Regions from separate parts of the Homo sapiens genome. Here region 1 is linked to region 2. The links are chromatin loops, found by intact Hi-C in ENCODE. Cell type or tissue: HepG2. All regions are shown on one strand.

The links. Peaks named below come from ENCODE experiments on the same cell type or tissue, not always from the same donor. Only the 100,000 strongest peaks of a DNase experiment are listed, where the experiment ranks them.
Region 1: a loop joins it to region 2, with 4 times the contacts of the local background. A loop is called at or near these places in 38 of 110 quality-filtered maps.

The regions. Positions count from the first base shown.
Region 1 is chr5:115,294,583-115,299,582 of GRCh38, reverse strand. CCDC112 (coiled-coil domain containing 112) reads left to right here and starts at 2,929. Exons shown (of 10, transcript NM_001040440.3): 1 at 2,929-3,156. The coding sequence starts at 3,040. It overlaps LOC105379129 (a long non-coding RNA gene), which reads right to left and starts at 2,655. Exons shown (of 5, transcript XR_948684.3): 1 at 2,235-2,655. RefSeq lists a silencer at 2,831-3,280. In HepG2, no CTCF peak of the experiment used is centred here; DNase peaks (open chromatin) are centred at 3,122 and 3,272; H3K4me3 peaks cover 1,226 bases.
Region 2 is chr5:115,829,069-115,834,068 of GRCh38, reverse strand. It overlaps ATG12 (autophagy related 12), which reads left to right. Exons shown (of 4, transcript NM_004707.4): 3 at 1,405-1,467; 4 at 2,206-5,000. The coding sequence ends at 2,265. LOC124901049 (a long non-coding RNA gene) reads right to left here. Exons shown (of 2, transcript XR_007058908.1): 2 at 1,187-1,818. Among named protein-coding and RNA genes, the nearest start is that of ATG12, 10 kb to the left of the region's middle. In HepG2, a CTCF peak has its summit at 2,719 (motif pointing right); a DNase peak (open chromatin) is centred at 2,708.

The sequences.
Region 1 (5,000 bases), 530 kb after region 2:
ACTTATTTTTTAAAAAAAGTAAATTGAAAGAAAACAAAACAAAAAAGGAAACATTGAAATTGAACACAAATGTAATCAAAAGAACTGAAATATATATCAAATTGATTCCATAGCACATAGAGAAAAGGGTGATTTCAGAAAACTTCTGAACACAGTACTCTAGATATCCAGTGCAGGATATACTCTAAAAACAATAGGAAGTGCAAAATGATCTTAGGCTTCTCTTTATTTTTAGTGGCAGTATTAAAATTGTAAAAGACCACTCAACTCAAATCGTTGGTTGACTTGCTTTTTTTCCGAGGCTGCAAGATAATTCTGGACTAATAATTACAGGAATTCAGACAGTGCTATAGTAACAGGGCTCATTTGGATAAAAGGTAATACAAAAATTAAAGAAGTTTTACCTTCTCAATACACCCAAGTGACTTACTTCCTCCTACTTCACACAGGGGTGGGGAGGTGGGGCCAACCATCTCCTCCCTCCAAATCTTCCAACTACCTTGTGCTGCAACCCATGTATGCAGGACTCTCTGGCCTCCCCATAGTCCCCACCCACTACCTCCCTGTGTCAGAAGAGTCTGTGCGTCTATCAAAGACCAAACCTCCCACTTATGCTCTGGACTCCATCAGCCTTACTTTCAAGAGGGTCTGACTGCCTCTGTCCTGCAGCATCAAACTTCTGTCTCCACTAAATAATTCCCAGCAGCATGAACTCCTTCTACTAGTCCCTACCTTGAAACACAACACAACAACAAAGACCCTCTTTGATCACACATCTTCCCCCAGCTACCACTTCATTTCTCTGATCACCTGCACCATAAAATCGATCAAAATCATAGCGAAAAACAGTTTCTACCTCGTCACCTCCATTATCTCCTCAATGCAGTCAGCCAGGCTTTGGTCTACCTACCCCATAAACCCACGGCCTCCCTGTTGCCAAATGCAACCATCATTTCTTTGTTACCCCTTCACTCAGCCTCTAGGCAGTGAACCACACAGCTGACCATTTTCTCCTCCTCCTCCTTCTTTCTTTTTCTTCTTATTTCTTCTCCTTCTTCTTCTCTTCCTCCTCCTCCTTCTCCTCCTCCTCCTTCTCCTCCTCCTCCTCCTTCTCCTCCTCCTCCTGCTCCTCCTTCTCCTCCTCCTCCTGCTCCTCCTTCTCCTCCTCCTTCTCCCTTCTCCCTTCTCCTTCTTCTCTCTTCTCCTTCTCCTTCTTCTTCTTTGCCTTCTTCTTCTCCTCCATTCTTCTTCCTTCTTCTTCTTCTCCCCTCTTCTTCTTCTCTTTTTTTTTTTTTTTTTTTTTTTTTTTTTTTTTTTTTTTTTTTTTTTGTTGAGACGAAGTCTCACTCTGTCACCAGGCTGGAGTGCAATGACACGATCTTGGCTCACTGCAACCTCCGACTCCCTGGTTCAAGCAATTCTCCTGCCTCAGCCTCCCGAGTAGCTGGGACTACAGACAGGCGCCACCACGCCCAGCTAATTTTTGTATTTTTAGTAGAGATGGGGTTTCACCATGTTGGCCAGGATGGTCTCCATCTCCTGACCTCGTGATCCGCCCACCTCGGCCTCCCAAAGTGCTGGGATTACAGGCGTAAGCCACCACGTCCGGCCTCTTCTGCAAAAACTTCCCTCCACAGACTTCCGGTTTTCCTCCCTTCTCACAGATCTCTCCATATTGGTCCCCTTCTCCTCTTGTCCGTGGTCACCTTCTCGGAGTGGCCTAGGCTTAGTTCTCAGACTTCAATTTATACTCACCCTGGGTGAGCTCATTCAGTCTTATTTCAAATATTTTCTATAGGAAGATCAAATTCGTATCTTTAGCTCTCTCTCTCCTGGGCTCCAGAGGCGTTTATCCCGCTGCCTGTTTAATACCTCTACCAGGATGGTCTCTGGAGTCAGGCTGTCTAGATAGGTATCCTACCCTCTACCTGTGTGGCCATGTGATCCTTAACTTTATCACTGAAATGGAGATGATAATAGTACCTACTTCATGAAGTTATTTGTGAAGATTAAATGCAAAAGTGCATATAAAGCACTTATAACAGCCCTGGCATAAAGGAATTGCTCAATAAATACCTATTTGTTTACTTGTTAAAGGTGAAGGAACCTTACCTATGTGTCTAATTCAACAATGAATTCCCAAGGCCTAGAACAGTGCCTGACATATGCTAGGAGCTCCATATTGACTGACTGAATGAATCGATTTCTATAAAGGGGGAAAAGGTAGTACCTACAGAAATCAGCTCAGTTGCCACAGGTTGTCTTGACTGGAAGCGTCATCTGTGGCTTTTTTCCAACTTCCCAGCACTGTATTTTTGGAATCTGTCTTCTCATTGACCAAGTCCTAGGAATGTAACTGTGGCATTCCTGCCTCTGATATCTGGTTCTGTGGAGCAAGCTGGGTTTTTTTCTTTAAAAATCTAAAATATGATTTATTGTTAGAATCCATTGATAATGTTTTTTCATTTAGACTCAGTCTCAGCAGCGCTAAGTAGAAACCTAGAAAGCGGATGTATATTAGGTAAAAATATGTATATATTGACTATAACACGAATAAAATTTAAGGACGATGTAAGACAATGAATTTTCTTGACAGGTATGGGACTGGGCTGGCACAGTCGGTTAAGTGCCCAAAGGGTATATAAACCCGCGACAGGGCAGAGCGCAGCCCCCGCCCCGCCCCGCCCCGCCCCCACACCCGCCCGCCCCAGAACCCCAGACCCGCCCCTCCCCTGCATCCCGGCTCCGCCCGGCACCTTGCCCCTCCCTCGCCCCGCCCCTCCCCGCCTGAATCCCGGCCCCCGCCTCGCATTTCGGCCCCGCCCTGCACCCCAGTCCCGCCCCTCCCGCACCCCCGCACCCCTGCACCCCCGCATCTCAGCCCCGCCCTGCATCCCGACCCCGCCCTACATCTCGGCCCCGCCCTGCATCCCGGCCAAGCCCGCAGCGCAGGGAGCTGTCTGCAGAGGCCAGGGTGCGCCTGCCACGAATCCCCAGGCACCGGTGGCCGCCGCGGCCCGAGTAGCTCGGCGGGTAAACATGGCCGCACTGACGACGGTTGTGGTAGCGGCTGCGGCCACCGCGGTAGCCGGGGCTGTGGCAGGGGCGGGCGCGGCCACCGGGACCGGCGTGGGAGCGACGCCAGCGCCTCAACAGGTAAATCCGGGAGAACCGAGAGCTGCTCTGGCGGCAGGCGAGGGGCTGCAGGCCCTGGCTGAACAGGTGCCCTCTGCAGCGCCGGCGGGAGGCGCGGCGTTCGCCTCCCCTGCTCGGGGCCTGGCACGCGCTGGGCGTTGCTCTTTGTTGGCTTGTGCGTTTAACAGCTTTTGCAGAGCCGCCTCCATGTGGTTTCGGAGTCGAGGAAGACCTGGGTGGGAACCCGGCTCTGCCGCTTCCTAGCCGCGTGATAAGAACATATGCTGTCGGCGACTCACTTTCTTCTCTAAAAATTGGGAATAGTAACATGCACCTCCCGAGCTTTGGACTAACGTTATGTCTGGGGAGCCCCTGGCACAGTGCTTGATTGGAGGGGGACTCTGTGCTCAGTAATTGGTGGCAGCTCTGTTACTGTACCGGCGCTGGGAACACAAGGAGAAAGACAATATGGGATGGTCGGAGGCAGAGGTGTTTCCAGTGATCGGCTTAGGACCGCTTTCTAGGTGGTGAGGACAAGGTATCTTTGTTCAGATGTTATCAGCTCAGCGAGACTTTCCATGATCTCCCTAAAATGAATCGCCTTACGCGGCACACCCAGTCCCTGTTTCTGGTTTTATTTTTCCCCATAGCACTTAGTACCATATATTATATTACATACTTTATTTCTATTGTTTATGTTTCTCCTCACACCCCTCACCCTCCCTCGCACCCCCATGAGAATGTAAGCTCCATGAGGGCAGAAAGTATTGGAAATTTTATTCTTTATTGTATTCCCAGCACCAAGAACTATGCCTGTTGTGTAGTGCCTGGAACGTAGTATGCACTTACTAAATAATTTGTGGATCAATATAAACCTGAAGGAAGGCTGTCATGAGCTGAGGAGAGGTTCCATCTTTTTCCTCCTTTAAGGAAATACAGTGTCTTTACTCGTAGACCTTCAGGAAATTCCACCTACGGCAAATTTTCTCACACATCCTCTATAATTCTCTTTATTATTCTAACTCTGTCCCAAGTATCTCAGGAAAAAATGTAAAATATATAAATATACATAATACGTAAAGTATTTTTAAGTACTATGCTCAAAAAAATGTGTGACACCATGTTGCTGGCTTTCTCCATCATTTCTCTAAATTCTTGTAGCAATGTTCTGTCTTCTGATCTGCATTTCTTGCGAGTTGCCTAATGTTGTTATTGATGCACACTTTTGTGATGTTTGCCTTCTCAGGGGTTGGATCAGATCACCTGTGGAGCTCTTTCAGATATTTTATCAATCCCCTAGAGGATATCTAGCAATGTTTGGAGACATTTTTGGCTGTCAGAGTGGGGAGCAGGGGGGTGTTGAGGGGCTGCTAGCATCTAATGGATACAGGCCAGAGAACAGCCACCCATAACAAAAATCATCTGGTCCAAAAGTTAGTAGTGCTGAGATTGAGAACCATGGTGTATACTGTCTTACCACTTTAGTAGGGAAAGCAGAGCCTCATTGTTGAGAATCTACCTCAGCATAGTTAGGTAGAATTCTTCACGTGTGTTTGGGCTTTTTTAAAAAAACAAAACAAAACAATGCAGCATTACTGCATGCTATATTGTGATAATGTTTAGGAGTTTACATGTTATCCATTTTTGTACTTCCCCCAGCATACCACACGCACATACCTATACACACAAATTCTACAGCCTAACACCGAACTTGAATATTTGTCATATGATTAAATGAACGAATATTCCTACTGACTTTAACACTGAAACCAACTAGTATTTTCTTGAGAAGAGAGAATTTTCCTGGTGGCAATCTCATGATACTAGAGATGTCTACCAAAATATCTAAAGTTCCTGTCAGCTAG
Region 2 (5,000 bases):
AGTGTACATTTCTGTACGCTACATACTTCATTAGATGTACTTTTCTCACCCGTATTTATTCATGTGTGTCTCTGCCTCTCCTACAGATTATAAGCTCATTGAGGGAAGAGATCACATTAATCTTCATAGTTCCATGTACAATTCTCAGCACATCATAGACACTGATAAACTAAGCTGTTATTGAGAGCCCTTCCCCTCATTTATAATGTACAAGAGTAAAATCTGGATTTGCTCATAAATTGTCAGGCACTGAACACAAATTATATCTGTATTACAAAAAATTCACATTATAATGCACATTGTTTTCTGTTACAGTTCTGAAATTTTTGTGCCAGAACTCTACTCAGCCATAACCACAAATTGATATTTCAGCATGAACTATTTAAAGATAATTTAACAATAACGTCTATTGAGTACATATACCAGGCACTGAAAGTTAGTGTATTATCTCATTTTGTCTTTCCTAACAGACCCAAGAGGTATAGGTCCTATTATTTTCCATATCTTACAAATAAAGAGGATGAGAGATTATTTGTAAAGCCAGGATTCAAACCCAGGTGTGTCTCAGAGCCTATACACTTAATCACCACACTATATTGGCTAAGAGAGATGCAAGCAATATTGATGGTTCATGGTTGGTGATCAAAATAGTATCTGTCAACCAACTATTCTGATACTTTTTTTTTTAAATACTAAGTTTAATCCAGGACATTTTAGTCCCAAATTTGGATATTAAAGGAAAACTAAATATGTTACCTGCAAATAAAGTTTTGTTTTCCAAAAAGAAAATTATTAAAGGGCACTTCAACACTGTGACTTTAAGTACTAGAAATATTTTAGTAAAAACAGACTAAACTGAAACATTGAGCAGTGAATCCTTTAAAGAGCAAGGTTATAAGGTTTTAATTGTTACTTTTTTTCCTGCTTCATTTGCCTGTAAGTGACTTTATTAAAAAACCTAAGTATATATGTCATACATTTACCCAAGGAAAGTGTACAAACTACCTTGAATATTAGACATATTGATTTTTGGCTGTGTGCCTGTGTAATTATCTTAGGAGAAATTCTTTGTGGGTAAGTGGGGACATTTTTACGATAATGTAATTTCTTGAATAGCCAGCTCTTCAAAAGCTATTTGTAAAAAATATTTAAAAGTTTCTTAGTTATACAAAGTTAGGAACCACTGTTCTAGGAACTGGAATTGTGTTATTTTTATTCCTCTGGAGGAAAAATGAGATCTTCGTAATGATCTCTTTAAATTGACTATTTAGAAAAGTTAGGAGTTCAGAGAAGCTTTCTTCAATTGTGAAAACAATACAAAATAGCTAGCTGATTGGAATGCAGAAAAATGCAGATTAATCAGGATACCATTAAACATCTCTGTTTTTCCTTCCTTTCTTGTAGTTTATTTATGTGAATCAGTCCTTTGCTCCTTCCCCAGACCAAGAAGTTGGAACTCTCTATGAGGTAAAAAAAAAAAAAAAAAAAAAAAAAAAAGAAAGAAATTACTGCTTTTTTTTCTTAATCGAGTATGCACATCTGTATAATATGTATATTGTGTAGTATTGTTAATTCACATTTTTATTTCAAGAGATGGCATGCCATTCTTAATTTTCTGGGGTAGAAAAGATGACTTTCTTGTTCTGTTATCTAACATCTTGATCATAGAAAGATATTAATAAATTATACAATGATTGAAGAACCAAGGAATAAATTACATTTCAAAGTCATCTTCATGATTCTCATAAAGTAAGGCTTTTTCTTTATCTACATTTGATTTCTTCTACATTGTTCTTATAATCTGTTATCCAAATCTGCCTACAAGAAATTGAGAAAACAGCATAAGAATGACTGTTTAACATCTTACAGAGTCATTGTAATAGTTATTAGAGTACACATACTAGCACCACTACTAGAAAACAGCTAAAATTACATATATTGTGGTTGGACATGTAGAGAAAGGACAAGATTAAAATACATAAGCTCATTCATGCCTAAGATGCTTAAAGGACAGATTTTATTAAACACTTAGGATTATTAATATGTGTCTGATAGAAACAGGCATCCTTTGAAAGAGATAGCCTGTAACATAGGTAACTTAATATACGTGTGTGGATATTTATGATACATGTGGCATTTATCTTCTTAGTTTCATCTAAGAATAATAAAAGATTGAGTTTGATTTATTGCCTTTTTTTTTTGTAGTGTTTTGGCAGTGATGGTAAACTGGTTTTACATTACTGCAAGTCTCAGGCGTGGGGATGAACCACAAAGAAAATCAACTTGCTACTACATGAAATGGATTTTCACGGAAGAGACAGCTCTGAAAAGTTTTGATGCTTGTGGCAAGAGACTTAACAGATGTGATCTATTTAGTATGTGTCTACTCTATGTTTATGCATAAGAAAACATCCATAGCATGAATGGACTCAGAAAAATGTGATTTGTATTAATGCACCAGTCATCATAAAAGATGGTCATGATAGTACACCCATTGCTCCTACTTGTTACTATTATTGCTGCAGATCTGCCTCCAAGGTTGAAAAGGAGACTAAGACTGTATAAACATCTTCATTGTCAGTTCTCAAAATGACTGAAATTGTTTTCATGGTAAAAGTTAATATACTAAAGGGTTCCTTTTTTTTTAATGTTTACATTTATCTCTATGTTTACCTTTTTAGTCACATTGACCTGCTGGCTGAATACCTCAAATAGTCCAGTAGAGGGCAGTCCACCAGGCAGAAAAGGTTAGGCGTTTTGGTTTCACATCTTTGCTGGGGAATAATAGGGGAAATGGCTGTTTTTGCTAATTTTTAGCTAATATCTAGCCAGGAGAGCAAGCACATAGGACAGACTGAAAGACTGTAATTTTACACAATACACATGGCTTAATTATTTTATTGGGATACAGAAAAATATAAATTCTGGACAAATAAGTCATATACCTGTTTTCAGTCCTAACATTTAAGGATTCTTGAGTCCCAATCACATAACTGTGGTGTTACTCTGTCATTTATATGGTGTCAAAAGCACTTGATGAGTAAACCCAGTAGCATCTTTTTGAGTGTTTCATAATGCATTTTCCAACTTGAAAACAATAATTGAAAAATAGCCTTATTGTATATTTTATGCCATGACTAAAAGTGCCATTTTTACTGATGCTATTAGACTGATAATTTCTTGAAGTGAAATTTAACCTTTTTTTCTCTTTAGTATTATGTTTATAATGCCATATTTTTAGAAAGCATTCCAGATCAGGCATGGTGGCTTACACCTGTAATCCCAGCACTTTGGAAGGCTGAGGTGTGGGGATTGCGTGAAGCCACAAGTTTGAGACCAGCCTGGTTAGCAAGGCAAGATCCCCAACTCTACAAAAAAATAAAAATTAAAAAAAAATTATTAGGCTGCAGAGGCAAGAGGATCCCCTGAGCCCAGAAGTTCAAGGGTATAGTGAGTCGTGATTGTACCACTGCATTCCTGCTGAGCAACAGAGTGAGACCCCATCTCAAAAAAGAAAAAAAAAGGCATTCTAGTAAATCGAATGTAATGTGAATGGAATTTCAAAACAGGATCTAAGATGGTATGTAGTAGAATTCAAAGTAATATCATTTTAAAGTTAAATGAGTATGGAAAAGGTCTGTTCTCTAGTTTTGTCCAGTTCAGTTTACTGAAGGAATATATTTAATTATATTCATATATTTAACAAATAAAAATATGTTGAATTTTCGTATTGTTTGCCACTGAGGGTTCAGATGATAGACCTCAAAAAATCGAAAATACTGGTTGAAATTTGTAGCATCCATTTAGTTATTCTTTTTGACCTAAATAACTTAATAGTTTATTAAATCTAAGGTTAGCTAAATATGTAGCTAACCTTATTTGTTTTCTTTCCTAACAACTCTGAAGAATACATAGGACTTTGCACTTTTTTTTTTTTTTTTTTTTTTTAAAGAGACAGCGTTTCGGTCTTGTTGCCCAGGCTGGACTGTAATGGCACAATCTTGGCTCATTGCAACCTCTACCTCCCGGGTTCAAGTGATTCTCCTGCCTCAGCCTCCTGAGTAGCTGGGATTACAGGCACCTGCCACCACACCCGCCTAATTTTTTGTTATTTTTAGTGGAGACAGGGTTTTACCATTTTGGCCAGGCTGGTCTCAAACTCCTGACTGACCTCAGGTGATCCACCCGCCTTGGCCTCCCAAAGTGCTGGGATTATAGGTGTGAGCCACCGTGCCGGGCCTGGACTTTGTACTTTTTCAAATCATATTTAATTATTTCTTGATCTTTACTCAAAGAATTATTCTGCGCTAAATTTGCAACATTAAACAATAATTAAGCCTGGATCCGATAAGTTATTGGGTGACTAGAACCTACAACACAATTTATTTTTAATTTAAACTCTCAAGTCTGATTAAACTTGGGGGAAAAACTGAACATTCAGGTGATATTTTAAATTTTCTTTGTGACTAAATAGATGTCATTAATATCATGCTTCATCTTACTGTGCATAGATGACCCATGGCACACAAAGTATATGTATAATATTGCAATATTGTACTTCCATCTTTAAAAGTATGCCAAAGACTTCATAATGAATTCACCATATTTAAGGAATAAGGCAAATTAATGTTTATCCGAAATCAAAATGAGATTGGATAATTCCTGGAATCTGATTTCTGTAAGTTTCAGTCCTAAAGGGACCTTAAATATCTACTAGAACGAAGTACAGTGTATTTCTCAGATTACATGACATTAGTCAACCAATTTAGTTGTAACACAAAGTGAGAAAGCCTTAGGTGTTGAAGGAGTGTGAAAATAAAAATCTCTTTTCATGCAGTTTCTGCTTCATTTTCCAAGGATTATAATATGCTGAGTAAACTTTTGGCACTAAGGAAGCCAGCTACAGGCCACGTAATGAAAACTATTCAGAAAACAGTTCAGCAAATACTACTATTTGAATACAGTTCAAATCGTATTTATATAAATACTCTGCCTACATT